Regions from separate parts of the Mus musculus genome. Here region 2 is linked to region 1. A link is a loop called in an ENCODE intact Hi-C map of the cell type or tissue named here. Cell type or tissue: left cerebral cortex. All regions are shown on one strand.

Region 1 (8,000 bases):
CACCCACTCCCCCTTTTTGGCCCTGGCGTTCCCCTGTACTGAATAACTGACTTGTACAGTAACCATTTGGTGGGATCAACTGTCTGATTTATGAAACTACAAATATCTCATTGTATAGATTACAGTACTGGGCAACATTTCTAACGGAGCCAGTAGTCACAGTGCATCTTCTGTCCACTGACCTTGATAGAATCTGCTCAAGATCAACATGAGATGAAAGTGAAGCCCCCCTGGTCTGGAGAGTCTAATGCTCTCCCTTCTAAGATGGAAGCCTAGGTATGAATGTGGGCACCAAAACTCAACTCCTGGAGAAGTGAAATAGCTTAAGTAATTACTAACATCTTAAGAAACAAAAACAAAGACTGAGAAGATTTCAAATTCCAAGTCTAGCAAGTTAATAGTTCATAGTTAATAGTTAATAGTGGTAAGTGCTTGTCTATCATGCATGTGGGTCTAGCCTTGAACACCAGTGCTGACTATGACAATAAAAATATACTGCTCCACATTGATGAAAAACAATTATTTGTACAACCTAAAATAAATAAATAAATAAATAAATAAAACCACAATTACCCAAAATTTAAGGATGAAATACTGAAAATGTTAGCTGGAAAAGTAACAAAGCAAAACAAATCCTTATTTGAATAAATAATTGTTCCAGATTCCCAAACCAATATTTAACCTTAGAAAAATTTGATAAATCTAAATAAATTGGTTGTTGTTTAAATTGATTGTCTGTTTAAGTAAGGGAATAAATATCACTTTAGTTCTGACTTCCCTTAAATTTTTTCTCCAAATAATAGCATAAATGTATTAGTTCTGTTTTTATAACCTATAACTGTTTAAAATTTAATGTATTAATGACTTCAGTGACTCACAAGTGCAAAAAATGTCATGTTCGCATTTTGAATATAGGTCTATAGAAATTAGTGGTTGAAAAAGGAAGGCTGTACTCTGTATTACATGCATTTAACACAAAATATTAAGTATCTTTTCTCTAATGTCTAGGGTATGTTTCTCAATCATTTTTATAAATATCTATTTCCCTGTTTCCAGTTCACTCCCAAACCATTTGATCTGGAACCTGTGAGTGGTTTCTCTGTTGTGTCAAGGACAGCCTCCAAACCTCCTGCTAGAAATGCATTCAAGTCAATTTACTTTCACTCCATAGACTTAGAATCAGAATTTTAAATTTAAAGAGAGGTCCAAAAGACAGTGCCATTTGAAATTAACCAAGTCTTTTGGCTAAAAGGGAGTCATCCCCTGAGCAGTTTCCACTGGATAGACCAGCAGGATAAATAATCTGCTTTATTTCATATATCATACTTTATATAAATTGAATGACCTTTCCCAACACTAACCAAGAAAAAAAAAACAGGTTATTTGAAATTGATATAAATGTTAATTAAACTAGATAAAGAGTTCAAGGTGAAATAACTGTCCAAGTATGATATACTCACAATTTGCTCTCATATAGAAACACAAGTCTTATTCCCAAAACAACACAAGAACTTAGTCCACTGACATTCCTAAATGGATCTGATCTCACAAACAGGGGAATATTAGGCATTTTAAAATTGAAATCTCATTCATTCTTAATGAGTCTGTAGTCTTAGGATATCTCAGAGCCTACTATTTATGTAGTTAGATGAGATTTTAAAAACATCTTCATTTCAGCTGTTTTCATGTAAATTGTTTTCTATCCATTTATTTTCTTTGTTATTTACTGATTTCCATCAAATTCTTTCAAAAGGTCATTCTTACAAAGGCTCTAAAAGAACTTCATTGCCAGTCACATAATTAACTATTATCTTTTTTTTGTGTGTGTGGAGGGAATAACCAGAGACAACAGGTATTCAGTTTCCAAGTGAATCAGCAAAGAGCCTGAACATCTAAGACGGACTCAGGACCATGCACCTACCATCACACATAACAAGGGCAAGGACAACCTTTTCCAAGTTTTATTAAACCACCAGATCACATTTTCTCTCCCAAAAGCATTTTCTGGAGATCACATAGCCAGATGGCTATGCCAATTAATAGGTTTCTAGTAGTATACCAAAGATAACATCCATCCTTACTGTCACTGCTAAGTTTAGTGGCTTCTATAGCTTTTTTCGAATACTTACATGATCTGCTTAATCTAAGCCTAGATATTTCTTGGTTTTGCTTATTTATTTATTTTTTAAGATTTCTCTGTGTGCCCAGGTCTTTGGTGTATTAGAATGTGGGAGAAAAGGATTTAATTAATTTAGTAGTGGGCATCTCTCATCAGTATCTGCACTTAGTAGGACTGAACCTTAAGTAATGGAGAGAATACCTTTGAGCCACTTTAGTTTTAGAAGGCATCTTGTGTGCACTGCAAAAACAAAATTCAAAATCTTGCAGTAAACCAGAATAGTATGACAAAAGAAGAAAATAGAAGGTGATTTCTGGATCTTATTGACCCCTCTTTAAACAATCTCAAGTATTCTGGCACCCTATGGAATAGTCAACTGTCACAAGAAAGCCATTTCAGAGCAGAGTATGCTGCAATATGCTACATGACTAACAGGCATATAATCTGGGACACTATTTCACAACAAAAAAATGAACTAAGCACGTAGAATTTTAGTACTTTTCCAACCCAAAAGGCTGTAATCTGTCATAGGTGCAAAGGTAGGATTGACTACCTAACATAACAAGTATTACAACATAATTCCACCCGTATGTATTACTAGCATTCAAAAGAGTATACACACAATGAGAATGAACTATTATTGTGTGATACTATATACCTCTAAAATGAGAGCCCATTATAAAATACTAAAGGTTATCATTTTACACATACTCTCTTCAATAGAGGAAAGCTCCTCCACACAGTTCCCTTGTACTCCTGTTTTTAAAACACGAACAAACGTTACCGGACACAAATGAGAGAATAAGAAGCAGCGAGGAAGTACACCATATGTTCCCGTTGTAGGCTAAACCCAGGTCTTTGTTTCAATATTCCAGCGCCAGCAGGAAGGAAAAGCCAAATACCCACCCATTTCAATTTATTTTCTCATTAATGCTGGTAAAAGTTATACTTAGGATAGGTTTAGCCGGAACCCATCCTATCTTATTATTTGCTTCTTTAACCCATATCTTTTGCAATCCAAAGACCCTGCAATACAACCGGTTATCTTGGATAGACTGTCCGTGGCAGGACAATCTGATAAACTAACACAAGCGTCAGGCACTGAAGAGGACAAAGTTATTTTCTTAGTGAAACAGTTACAAAGTGGTTCTCTATCAATGCCAATTTTGCCTTTTTAACAGCTACGCATCTAGCTTGACACCATCCACCTGGTACTCAATTAGCAGGGCTTTCTTCAATCTTGTGATCTCCCAGACCAGTTTTAATGGTGCAACTCAAAACAAAATCCTTAACCACGCCCTTAATATCCCAGGCAGAGTTACCTTTTGTTTTTTGTTTTTTTTCTCTCTCTCTACCAAAGTCTGTAATTGTACGTAATTGTACTGAAAAGGTTTGCACCGCGATCCTAAGTCAACATAGCACTCTTTCCTCCAGTATCCAGGCGTTCCTATTGTCAGATGCCTTCCTCCCCAGGTTGCTGTGCTGTAGCCCGCAAGTGGCGCCCACGCTTACCTCCTTCACACCTGCAATCCCCGCTCGGGATGCTGGAGAGGATGCTGGGCAGGCTGAGACTGCTCCGGATGCTGCTCTTGCCTCTCTCCAGGGAAACTACAGACTAGGCTGAGCTGAAGCTTCTTCTGAGATTCAAGCTCCGCCTTCCCCGCCTCTAATTGGCCGAAGCTCGGGCTGCGGCTCCTCCCACTGCCATCTGCGCAGCCTAGGCGCAGAGCGGTACCCGAGGTCTCTTAGTTCCTGGTGCTCTGACCCCTTCATTTCGGACTTTCTCCCCTCTGGCATCGCACCTGGCCCTTCCTCAGGTCCTGCTTAGCTCTTTTAGCCGGCTGGTCCAGTGAACACGGGAGTGGGCTGTCCTTTGGGGGTATGGGGGTACTGTTGCTTCGGAGTAGGCGGAGCCCACCGGTCTAGCCCCTAGAGCCTTCCTCCCCGCCTACCCATGGACTCAGCCCAGCCTCCTGTCGCTTGCTACCTCTGGCCCCCCGCCCTTTTCTTTACACCCATCCGAGGGCACCTCCCATCGGTGGGCGTGGCGTTGTGGGCTATCTTCTCATTCTGATTGGTGCAGGTGAGACTCGGCCCCGCCCTCCCTCGTTTCTGGGCGCGCTCTCTCTTCATCTCCTCCCCTCCCTCAAAGACAGGGAACTCTCTTCTGATTTGCTAGAAGTGTCCCCACCTATTGCCTAAGGCGTTCTCGCACAGCCTTCTGGGAAATGTAGTCTTACTATTGCAGGAAGTGCTAACGGAAATGGAGGGCGGAACTACAAATCCCCATCGGGCCTTGCGCGACTCCTGCTGGGCAGGATTCCGGACAACGCCTGGTTCCTTTCGGGTCCTTCCGGCGTCGCCGGAGTGAATTGATCCGGGAGTTGAAGAGGGCTCCAAAGGTGGGAAGTGAAGTCCGTGCCTCAGTTGCCGGTAAGGCGAGGTTTCTCGGTTCGGGTCCGCACGGCTCCGTGGGCAGCCAGAGCGGCCTGGGGTCAGGCGGGGACCGAGGCGGAGGTGCTGAGGCTAGGCTCTGGCCGGCGGGGCGGACGGGTGGGGAGCCGGGCCTTGTGGGCGTCAGCGAGGTCTCTACGCGAGCTGCGGAAAGCTGGGTTTGTAAATGCCTCCTGCCCAGCCCGGCCCGGCGCCTCCAGGAAGTCCGCTGTGGGTTTGGGTGGAGGGGAAGGGTGAGGTCGGCCTCCCGGGTCTCCACTGACCGAGGGGGCGGATGTGGTGGGGTGAGGTCCCGGGCAGGTGAGGCTAAAGCTTGGCTAGGCCTGGAGGGAGCGTGGGTGCCCGGGAGTCGCCTCCCGGTGTGGCTGGGGTTATGCCCTTTGAGGGAAGAAGAGAGACAGTGTTGACAGTTCCGACTCAGTTCCAATTTCCTCTCTGAGGAGGTGATTCTTAACTCGGAAGGTTTGTGCCTCTTGACTCCAATACGTCAGATGGATGTATACTTCTCAAGTGCCCTCGAAGCGCTTTCACTTTGGGATGCTAATGAGACTACTGTAGAAGCAAATGACGTGCCCAAGGTCACACAGATCTTCAGAGTCTAGTCCTCCGAAAGTCCAGTTTCTGACCAGAGTTGTCGGCTTAGGAAGAAAGAGTGGGGAGGTGGGTGGTAGTACTGGAAGCAGATAGAAGAAGTTGCAAAGTAGTGTGCCTGTTTGTCAGAAACGGTTGTGAGGTGCAGAGAGTTGGTTTGTTGACGTGGAGTGGAAGCTTTGCCAAAGCATCCTCTCTAATGTTCTGTAAAACAGGAAGGATCGCTTTAGCTTAGATCTTTACCCCTTTTTCTGGGGTCTACTGAATGATAACACTCACTTTCCACACGCCATTTTTAAAGGATAGATAATATTTAGGAATAGCTCAGTGTTGCCATTAAGAGAATAGTCCTTTTCATTTCTATTTTCTTACCATTTTCAAAAACTATGGGTGAAACTTTCACAGAACTTACTTTACAGATATTCATGCTTTCATTAAGTGAAAATTAAGTGCAGAATCTTGGAGAAATTGTACCATGTTCATTACAAGAAGTGACCCTTTGGGGGGGGGGGTCAGGTTTTTACTTTTCTCTCATTTTCTTCACTCCATGTGTAGACAGTAAAACATACACTTGTATATTTTCTTTTCTTGGCATCATCAGTGAGTTTTAATTCATTCTTATTTAATGTTAATGAATGATAAAAATGATGCTTCTATATTGAATGGAAAGAACTGCAGGCTTACTATGTAAATTAAAATATAAATACATAGTATGTACTGTAAGTATATATGCTATATATTGAATGTGCTTTGCTTGCCATGATTAATATTAATTTTTTTTTAATGCAAAGCTGTTTCTGGGATCAGAAGAACCAGTCAAAATGGTCTTGTTTGAAGGGGACTTTTAAAGAAAATGGAGAGTTGTGGTACCATAAAATGAAGCAAAATCAGGAATAATGTAACACCACACGTCACAGTAAGGGAAAAGTCACTAACAAAAGGGAAATTATCTGGGATTAATTGGTTTTGAAGTGGAGTTTGAAGTGCATTAATTTGAGTGGGCCATATGTAAGTCAGTGCTGGTAAAGCAAGAATGCTAATATATTTTCTAGATGACAGTGTGGACATTTGTTGTTTGCTGGGAAAGGTATGAAATAAGTTTTAAGTGGCACACAGCTGTGTTGGTTATGGAAGGACTTTTTTAACAACAAAAAAAGTTTTGTCTTTGATTTAGTCCTACTCCAACTCTGTCTGTATCTCTGAGGCCCATCATACTGTCCTGTTTCATCGTCACTACAGTGTAAGTGCTGAGATGAACAGTGAGATGAACAGAGAAGATGATTTTGAACATCCTTCAGGCTCTAGCTAGAGCTCACAGATCGGATGTTTGCCTGTAGTGTGCAGCTCTCTTTGCCCACATTTGTTCCCTTAAAGAGCTTTGCATCAACTCTCAGACACTATCCATTGCAGGACTTTGGAGGTTTTCCTTAAAGAGCCATCTCTCTCTTAAAGAGTAGTCTGTAAGAACAGGGTCTATATATTATTTATCTTTTTAGTCTTGGTAGAATAATTGAGTGGCTAAGGGGAATGGAAAAGGAATGGCTAGGTGACTTTCCCAAGGTCATATGACCTGGAAAAGATCAGCTTATAATTAATCCATGTATTTTCACTATAGGTTTTAATATTGTGTTCAAACTTCGATTATTTTATGTAAGAAAAAGACTGACCATTACAGATGTCACTATCTCCTTATTCTGTTTAATGCTACTAATTTGTCCTCAATTTCCTGAATGTCTCCAAACTTATTCTCAGCTGTCACCTTTTTTTCTCATATAAGTTTCTTCCTGATTTGGGGACAATTTTACAAATTCCAACTTTCCACCTGTCTAGTATAAGGGAGTTTTATTTTCTTTTACAGCAAAACTTCTGTGTAACTTAGCATTTTAGAAAACCTTGCTACTGCCTTTTTAAAAAGCAAATAAGATTCATTATAACAAAATATAGATATGGAAGAAGGTTTTTATGGACTCTATTCTTCCCTTAGATTTTAACTTCAAAACAATTATTTCACTTACCTTGTAGCTAAGGACACCAAAACTAGAAGTAAATTTACTCCTTGGGACTCAGAAGAATACAATGCATTGCTAAAGTCTTGGAAGGACTAGAGCCAAGATTTGAGTATAAACCTCTCCTATGTTTGTTTGTTTTAGTTGGTTGGTTGTGGTTATACCCAGGATTTAATACAACCTTGAGAGAAGATGATTTTGGGAAACTAACTTTCTAATTTCAGAGGAACTTATATTTTGCACTTCTTGTAAGTTATATTTGAAGCAGGGCAGTGGTAGGGTATGCCTTCAATTCTGGCACTTCAGAGGCATAAGCAAGTATATCTCTGAGTTCGAGACCAGCCTGGTGTATATAGAGTGAGTTCCAGGACAGCCAGGGCTACACAGAGAAACACTGTCTTGAAAAACGTTATAATTGAGGGATTTAAGGTAATATTTTACTTTTTTGAACATATGACACTTCTAAGATTAAAAATGTTTTTAAGTTTGCAAACAAAATTTTAAGGATATAAAAGGCTAGATTTTCTCTAGAAGACAAAATTCTGTAATTTTTCTCAGTAGCATACTAATATAATAAACCAGAGTAGATTCCCACTCTTCCCCATATAATTGACACTTACATACTATTGACACTTTTCACAGTAGGAGCTTATTATTTCTATACTGATTTAACAATGTTTTAACATCTCACTAAACATTATCGGAGCAAGGCCTTCTCACTTCTTCTATCTTAGCTCTGAGCTATGTATGTAGCCTTTACTCATCTGTTTTCTTACCAGTACACTTCCCAGTAGAGGATTGTGTTTGCTTTCAGTTTTGATGATGTGGTA
Region 2 (8,000 bases), 150 kb before region 1:
GTGTGTGTGTGTGTGTGTGTGTGTGTGTGTGTGTGTGCCTGTCCCACATAAAATACCTATTATTCCAGGCTGCCTTTATCATCTTAAGCCTACAGTGAATCTCAACGACACAACTACTGCCAGGCCCCAGTGTACTAATAGCTTGGGTTTATGAGTAGTTACATGATCTAGCAAGACAAATAATTATTCACTTCTGATTCTAGTTAAAAAAAATTTTCATGAAAGATCTCTGGTTGTTTTGAATCATAATTTACCTATCTAGGTTAATTACAATTGTAGTATGTAATTGTTAAAAAAAAAACAATCCATGCTATCGCTGGCTGCTCTCCAGTCCGGTGGTCTCCCTGCTCCCATGGCTAACCCCATGTGGCATCTGCCCAACTTCTCACAATCTGCTTGCCATGGAACCACTCACATTCCCAGTCACATAACCCTCATGGCTGGCTTCTGCCAGACCCACTCGGCAATCCCAAATTTCCGAGGCTAGATGGAATGCACTCTTTCAAACCCACCCTCTACTGAAGTTACCTTTCCCTTGAGCTCAGATAACACAACCACTGGGCACGGAATTTATCATCCTAAACTCATCAACTATTCTATATTAGAAATCTTCTGGTGGCAGATCCTGGTGAATTCTGCCTCCAGAACTATCAGTCCCCAACCTTCATCTCGTCTGCTTTACTCCCCTTTGTCCAAAAGGACGTGACCCCCTCCTGCCTTTCCTCTTTCTCTCTTGGACCCGGAAGGCCCACCTCCTCCTTACCCAGTGATTGGCTTCTTATCGTCTTTACTTTTTAATCAATTATGGGAAATTTTCGCTATGTGCAATGACTAAGAATGTAGGGTATGCAACCTATCCTGGTCTAGCACTATAGAGGGCAAGGGGAACCCATGATCAGGTTAAGCACTAGGGAACCCAGGAAAGCTACACACCCAAGCTTGTCTCTGCACTAAGAGTCTGGTGACCTGTGCTATCTGTAGGTCCAGCTACAATTGAATCCCCTGAGACTCATGTGTTTGTTTATCTCAGACTCTTCTTCCCTAGACCTTTATCTTGAACATTCTCATTCGATAGAATCCATTCTTATTGGAGATGTCACATGTACTTTACAATAACTGGGTGAACTCTGTTATCTGTATGGCTAGGCCACTCCTGACTCCCACAGATTTTTATGTTTACCTCAGTTATGCTTCCTAGACTCTTATCTTGACCATTGTTTTAAAGTCAATAAAACCCATCTTTATGGAAGAGGTAATACATACTTTCTAAGGAGTTTCATGTAAATTCATCTTAAGCTTTGTTGTTCACACAGGATTGATTTAATTATTATCAGAAATCTTTTTTTCCCAAATCATGTTTCACTTAAATATGAGTAAAATAAATTGCCTGGTGTCAGGATCTAGAAGTTTGAATCAACATTGGCTACCTAGTCATGTTGAACCAGATGGTAAGATGACTGATTGGAAGGTCCCATCACAATCACATGTTGAGGGTATAAGCTTTTCAAGAAAGCAATAACTTTAGGTATGCTGCAAGGGCACTTTGTACCATTGATATGAAGATAAGAGAAAGATCAAATATTAGCTAGGATGTGAAAGAATAATGTTCAAAACTTTCTAACAAACAAATGTTAGAGTTTAAACACATGATACCACAAGGACATGTACTCCATCATATTCATAGCTGACTTATTTGTAATGTCCAGAATCTGGAAACAACTCAGAAGTCCCTCAATTGAAGAATGGATACAGCAAATGTGGTTCACCTACACAATGAAATACTATACAGCTATTAAAAATCAGTACATCATGAATGTTGCAGGCAAATGAACAGAACTAAAAAATATCCTCCTATCTAAGGTAATGCAGACCCAAAAGGACATACATGGAATGGACTCACTGATAAGTGAATATTAACCAAAAAGTATACAATACCCATGATACAACACACAGACTCTAAGAAATTTAACAAGAAGGAAGGCCCAAATTTAACAAGAAGGGGAAACAAAATAATGATGAAAAGCAGATGGAGAGAGGGACATGTTTGGGAGAGGGGAGGGGAAGGGGAAAGGGGACAGGATCAAGTAGACAGGAGAGAAGACCAGAGGGCCAGGAGAATGTGTGGAAATAGCTGTGGGGCAGGGTAGGAGCGAGGGAAACCTCTAGAAAGTCCCAGAGGCCTGGGATGTGAGAGGGTCTCAGGTTTCAATGGAGATAACCTTAGCTGAGCTGCCCAACAGTGAGGAGATAGAACTTGAAGAGACCGCCTTCAGTAGATAGACAGTCCTCCCAGTAGAGGGATGGAGTCACTAAGCTGCCCTCAAATTTTTTGACCCAGAATTGTTCCTGTCTAAAAGAAATTCAGGGATAAAAATGGAGCAGAAATTGAAGGAAACACCATCTAATGACCAGCCCAAATTGGGACCCATCCCATGGACAGGGACCAAACCTGACACTATTGCTGATGCCAGATTATGGTTGCAGACAGGAGCCTAGCGTGGCTGTCCTCTGAAAGGCTCTAACAGCAGCTGACTGAGACAGATGCAGATACAGCCCTCCATTCCATAGGTCTGGGGGCCCTATGGAAGAGTTGTGGAAGGATTGAAGGAGCTGAAGGGTTTGGCAACCCCATAGGAAAACCAACAGTATCAACTAGTCCTGATCCCTGGGAGCTCCCAAAGACTAAGTAAGCTACCAACCAAAGAACACATATGGGCAGGTCTGTTGCCCCCACCCCCAGGCATATATGTAGCAGAGTACTGTCTTCTCTGACCTCAGTGGAGAGGATGTGCCTAATCCTATAGAGACTTGATGCTCCAAGGAAGGGGAATGGTGAGGTGGGTAGGTAAGTAGGTGAGGGGGATAAGTGGGTGAGTACCCTTTCAAAGGCAAATGGAGGGGGTGTGAAAAAACTCTTAGAGGGTGGACTGGGAAAGGGCACAACATTTGGAGTATAAGTGAATAAAATGATTTTTAAAAAGAATAAGCAGTAATGCTTTCCTTGGTGTGAACATTACTCAACATGTACAGGAATTAATACTGTATGGTATGCTATGAATTATACCACTTTAAAATTTTGATACTTCTGAAGGTCAAATCCAAGGTCTCTATGTCTAGACAAGTATTTTTCCACTGAGCTGTACCTTCTGGTCCAATTTAGTTTTTAATAATAAATATATAAATGAACAGAAAAAGGATATCAATGAAAAGAACACAGCTCACCAAGGATCTCATTGGATAATTATGTCTTTTCCTTCCAACTGTTCTTTAGATAAGAATTACCTAAATAATACAGTTTTCTAACCTAAATCTCACTGGTTTGATGAATTTGGAGAGAAAGAGAAAGAGGAGAGGGAGAGGGAGAGAAAGAGGAGAGGGAGAGGGAGAGGGAGAGGGAGAGGGAGAGGGAGAGGGAGAGGGAGAGGGAGAGGGAGAGGGAGAGGGAGAGGGAGAGGGAGAGGGAGAGGGAGAGGGAGAGGGAGAGGGAGAGAGGAGAATTCTTTATCTGTGAATTGCTGCTCCAGGACTTTTCTGTGTGGGAAAGACAGGAACAAGTGCTTCTAAGATGTTCAGTCTCAACGAATTTTCTAATCACACTTTTAAAGTTGTTATGACACTGTACCCCAAAATTGGACTGGCTGGCAAATTTCACCATCCAACTCTGGCACGGTGTGGCTGTCTTTAGGAAGCTTATCTGGGAGGTGCCGCTACCATGCTGCTGTGGTAGCCCCAACAGGCAGCTTGCTCATAGATTCATTTGGCTTGGCTCACACACATTTGAGTGCCCAGAATGTGCAAAGAACTACCTAAGGAAAAGTGTTTGAAAAATAAAAGTTCCTTAAGAAGCTCACTCTTTATCAGAAATGTAAATTGAAAAGTAATTCAGGGGAATTTTAAAAGTGAATAGCCATTCTTAAACAAATTAAATTCACTGGTATAAAGATACACTTTTTTAAAATTCAGAACTGCTTTCTGGTTTTTGACTGTCAAGAAACACTAATGAAAAGATATTTTAAAGTATAAAAGGCTTACATTGCATAGATTCAATCCCTAATTCTTTCATGGACAAATTAATTAATCTCCCCCAGGACTAGGCTCTTAGCCTGAAAAAAAAAATGGAACTAATAATTCCATCTATTCTGTGAGACTGTTGTCACAGGAGACAAAAATGTAAGAAAGATGGTTGTACCTTGAACATGGAAGATGTGTACACATTATACTCATTGTTCTTATTACTGAATTAAAAAATAATGTTTCCGACGAAGGGTCAACCCAGAGTCTGGTAAAAAGTATTTCTAGACTTAGTTTAAACAAGTTTTCATCTTTGCTCAAGTATGATCCTCTACATGTCCAGCTTACCCTGAGTCACCCAGAAGGGTGTCATCGTGTGATGTTCAGAACTTGCATTGCAATTAATCCCATGATTGACTTCTAGTCTTAGCAAGAGCCTGCTAAGTCTTAATGCCTGTGACAACCACAACCTTGGAACACAGTCACACTCACAACATCTGACTCTAGGCTTGAAATTATTGTTGTCTTCAGTTTACTTTTATTAGAATTGAAGGTGGGGACCCAATGGTAACTTTCTTCTTTATTCTTGTTCTTACAACTTTATTTTGCAGTCATGAAGAGCACAGTAAATGGTGAGAGTTTCTTACATATGCCTTCCGTTCTCCCCATGAACCTGCAGTTCTGATCCATCCCCAATGTGTCATCCACAGTGTACTCAAGGAGTTCACAACTAACTCTCTAACTAAGCTCTCCTTAAGGTTTTCCAGCTGCTAAAAGGGCCTTTCTATTAAAAGGAATCTCTGTTTTTTTCAGTGAGCCAAGTCAACTCACAAAAGTACAGGATTGTTTCCAAACCTACTTGCATTAAATAAGCATGAGGGATTGATCAAGGAAATGAAAGTATTTAGTCTTTAAGGGCAATCTATGTGGCTCTTGTTTGAGTTTATGGGCTTGACACAGCGGTATTTAGAACCAAAACTGGAATTCAGTATCTGTGTACTTTTCCATTTTGTCAGCAATGTTCCCAGGCTATCTGGATTCTCAGAGACTCGCTGAATGAAGTGTGATTATCTGGTACACTGTGTGCTGTCTGACTCCAATGCATTATGTAGATCATTTTAAAGTGTAACTATTTTTTGGTAAGCTGAGTAAATCTAGTCAAGTACCCACCTAACTTAATGTCTACATGTTAAACACTTCCAAGAGTTTTAAAGACATCATGTCTTCTGTTGTTCAGTTTGAAAATAAAGAATGATATGTTGGTTTATTCCTCTTTCCCAGTGGAGCAGACCAGAAACTAGGGACAGCTCTGTTGTTGGTGATCTGAAATTGCCATGTATGAAGATGTGAAAGATTAGGCTTTTTAAAAACTGGAAAAATTTGTATGAAGGAAATGTACATATAATGATGGCAGTCTTTGTGAATTTTAAAACTTCTTAGTACCAAATTTAACTACAGTTTTTGGCACAATTGACAATATTTTTCATCTTTTCCCCCTATAAAATTGAATTTTCTTTTTTCTTTCTTTCTTTCTTTCTTTCTTCCTTCCTTCCTTTCTTCCTTTCTTTCTTTCTTTCTTTCTTTCTTTCTCTCTTTTGTTCTTTCTTCCTTTTCCTTCCTTCCTTCCTTCCTTCCTTCCTTCCTTCCTTTCTTTCTTTCTTTCTTTCTTTCTTTCTTTCTTTCTTCCTTTCCAACCTAAACACTGCCTCCGTCTGCCACCTCAAAGAGTTCCTCCCTCCTACCCCCCTTCCCTTCTCTTCTGAGAGGGTGGGCCCCCACTGTGCATCCCCCCCACCCTGGCACTTCAAGTCTCTATAGCATTAGACACATCTTTTCCCACTGATGCCAGACACGGCGGCCCTATTGTAATATTTTTGTTTCGGTTTGCTTATATAGTCGATTACATTGATAGATTTTCATATCTTGAACCATCCCTGCATCCTGGGATGAAGCCTCCTTGATCATGGTGAATGATATTTTTGATAGGTTCTTGAATTCAGTTTTTGAGAATTTTATTAAGTAGTTTTGCATTGATGTTCATAAGTGAAATTATCTGAAATTATCTTTTTTCCTTGAGATTTTGTGTGGTTTAGGTATCAGGATGATTGTAGCCTCATAGAATGAATTAGGTAGTGTTCTGTCTGTTTCTATTTTGTGGAATAATTTGAGGAGTATAAGTCTGGTAGAACTCTGAGCTAAAAGTGTCCATCTCTAAGCTTTTTTTGGTTGGGAGACTTTAATGATTTCTTTAGGGGTTATAAGGCTGTTTAAATAGTTTACTTTTTCTTGATTTAACTTTGGTAAATAGTATTTGTCTAGAAAATCATCCATTTCAGTAAGGTTTTGCAATTTTGTGAAGTATTAGTTTTTGAAATAAGAATTTTGGGTTTTTGTTAATATTTTTAATTTCCCCATTGTCTGTTCTTATGTCTCCCTTTTCATTTCTGATTTTGTTTATTTGGATACTGTCTCTACATCTTTTAGTTAGTTTGGCTAAGGGTTTATTGATCTTGTTGATTTTCTTAAAGAAACAGCTCTTGGTTTTATTGATTCTTTGTATTGTTTTAATTCTTTTTAATTATAGTATATCAGAGATATAAGCATCCAATTCAAATATCATAATTACATATCATGATTTAGTATTAAGAAGGTAATAATAGTATCCTTTAGGAATAAGTGAACTTACAGTGAAGAAATGGAATGATACTCAGCTGTCAGATATGCAATATATCTGCAGGTTTGTAGGATTTACATTTGGCTCTCGCTGTCACGTGAAAGGACCTTGCTAGACATATCCAGAACATTGTTCTTTTCTTTCCTGTTCTCCGAATTCTACCACACCCTCACTCCTATTGGCTCCTGAAGCTTTAGCTTTCATGCCCCTGGCCTAAGCTTTGAATTTCTCTCATTACCTTGTAACAATGAGCATTATTAAAGAAGCATTGCTCCACTCCCAAGATGTCCAGTAAACTGTCCCTGCGGTGTGGATCCTTGTTAACGGGGAATTGTTCTCAGTATAGCGTGATGCAACAGCTACGGTCTCTCTTAGCTAGTAACCCTGTCTTCCTTCTCTTACTGTCTTCCATGTGATTTTGTCCACCACCTTCCCTGCTGTCATGATGGGTCACTTAGTTTACCTTATCTGGAAAGGTAATTTTCTTACCAGGGTTTGAATTGAAAGCAGATTTCCCTCATTGAACAGAAGTGAGGATACCTGACACTTAGTCTGTAATACCATTAGGTTCTCCATTTTTGGAACAGCTCAGAGTTTCACTGTTTAACTGGCTGCTGCCCAATATTATGTAGGCAACATAGCATAGTACTTAATTCTTTTGCATTGATTTTTTTAATTACCTGAAGCATTTTGAATTTCCCTTGGTATAGTTTCTTAAATAATAAGAATAATGATGATATTGATGAGGATGTTAATATCATACCACATCAACAATCAAGATTTCCTTATGACCATTTGTTTACCAGATTTCCTATTTTACTCCAACCATTTATATTTTTTAAAATAGTCAAAGATACCACTATGTTAATCAAAGGATTTTGTCATTATTTGGGACAATATAGATTTATAAAATATGACTTTCAGATTGAAGAGGCCTACTTTTAATCTTGCCTAAACAGTCTGTTCTCAAGGCGCCTCTAATTTGTATCCATATTTCTGGAGCCAGAGACAATAGAAATTCTTCTTACTTAGAAAGAAAAGAATATTAACTGTGTTTAGCCAGCTGGTTCACTATGGAGCTATTAATATTAAAAAATACATTAAAATAGAACAAATTAACAATTCTGGGAAGTCCAGTGGCATATCCAAATTCTATATTCCTTAGAAAAATTTTTACTCTCTTACTATTTTGAGAAATACTTTAAAGATTTTGGGATTGACTCTATTTATCTAAATTATATAAAAACCAATCAGTCTCTAATGGAAACAATCATATTATTTTATAAATGTTAGTTTTCTTTACTATTCCATGCTC

Evidence for each region. Hi-C counts contacts between places; a loop is a spot of excess contacts. Peaks named below come from ENCODE experiments on the same cell type or tissue, not always from the same donor. Only the 100,000 strongest peaks of a DNase experiment are listed, where the experiment ranks them.
Region 2: a loop joins it to region 1, with 2.1 times the contacts of the local background. A loop is called at or near these places in 4 of 42 quality-filtered maps.

What each region holds. Positions count from the first base shown.
Region 1 is chr3:75,553,274-75,561,273 of GRCm38, reverse strand. It overlaps Pdcd10 (programmed cell death 10), which reads left to right and starts at 4,422. Exons shown (of 8, transcript NM_019745.4): 1 at 4,422-4,552. Serpini1 (serine (or cysteine) peptidase inhibitor, clade I, member 1) reads right to left here and starts at 3,781. Exons shown (of 9, transcript NM_009250.3): 1 at 3,632-3,781. In left cerebral cortex, a CTCF peak has its summit at 4,415; DNase peaks (open chromatin) are centred at 3,056, 3,791 and 4,263; H3K4me3 peaks cover 4,109 bases; H3K27ac peaks cover 1,979 bases.
Region 2 is chr3:75,702,419-75,710,418 of GRCm38, reverse strand. No RefSeq gene overlaps it. Among named protein-coding and RNA genes, the nearest start is that of Gm25846, 8.4 kb to the left of the region's middle. In left cerebral cortex, no CTCF peak of the experiment used is centred here; DNase peaks (open chromatin) are centred at 3,670 and 4,952.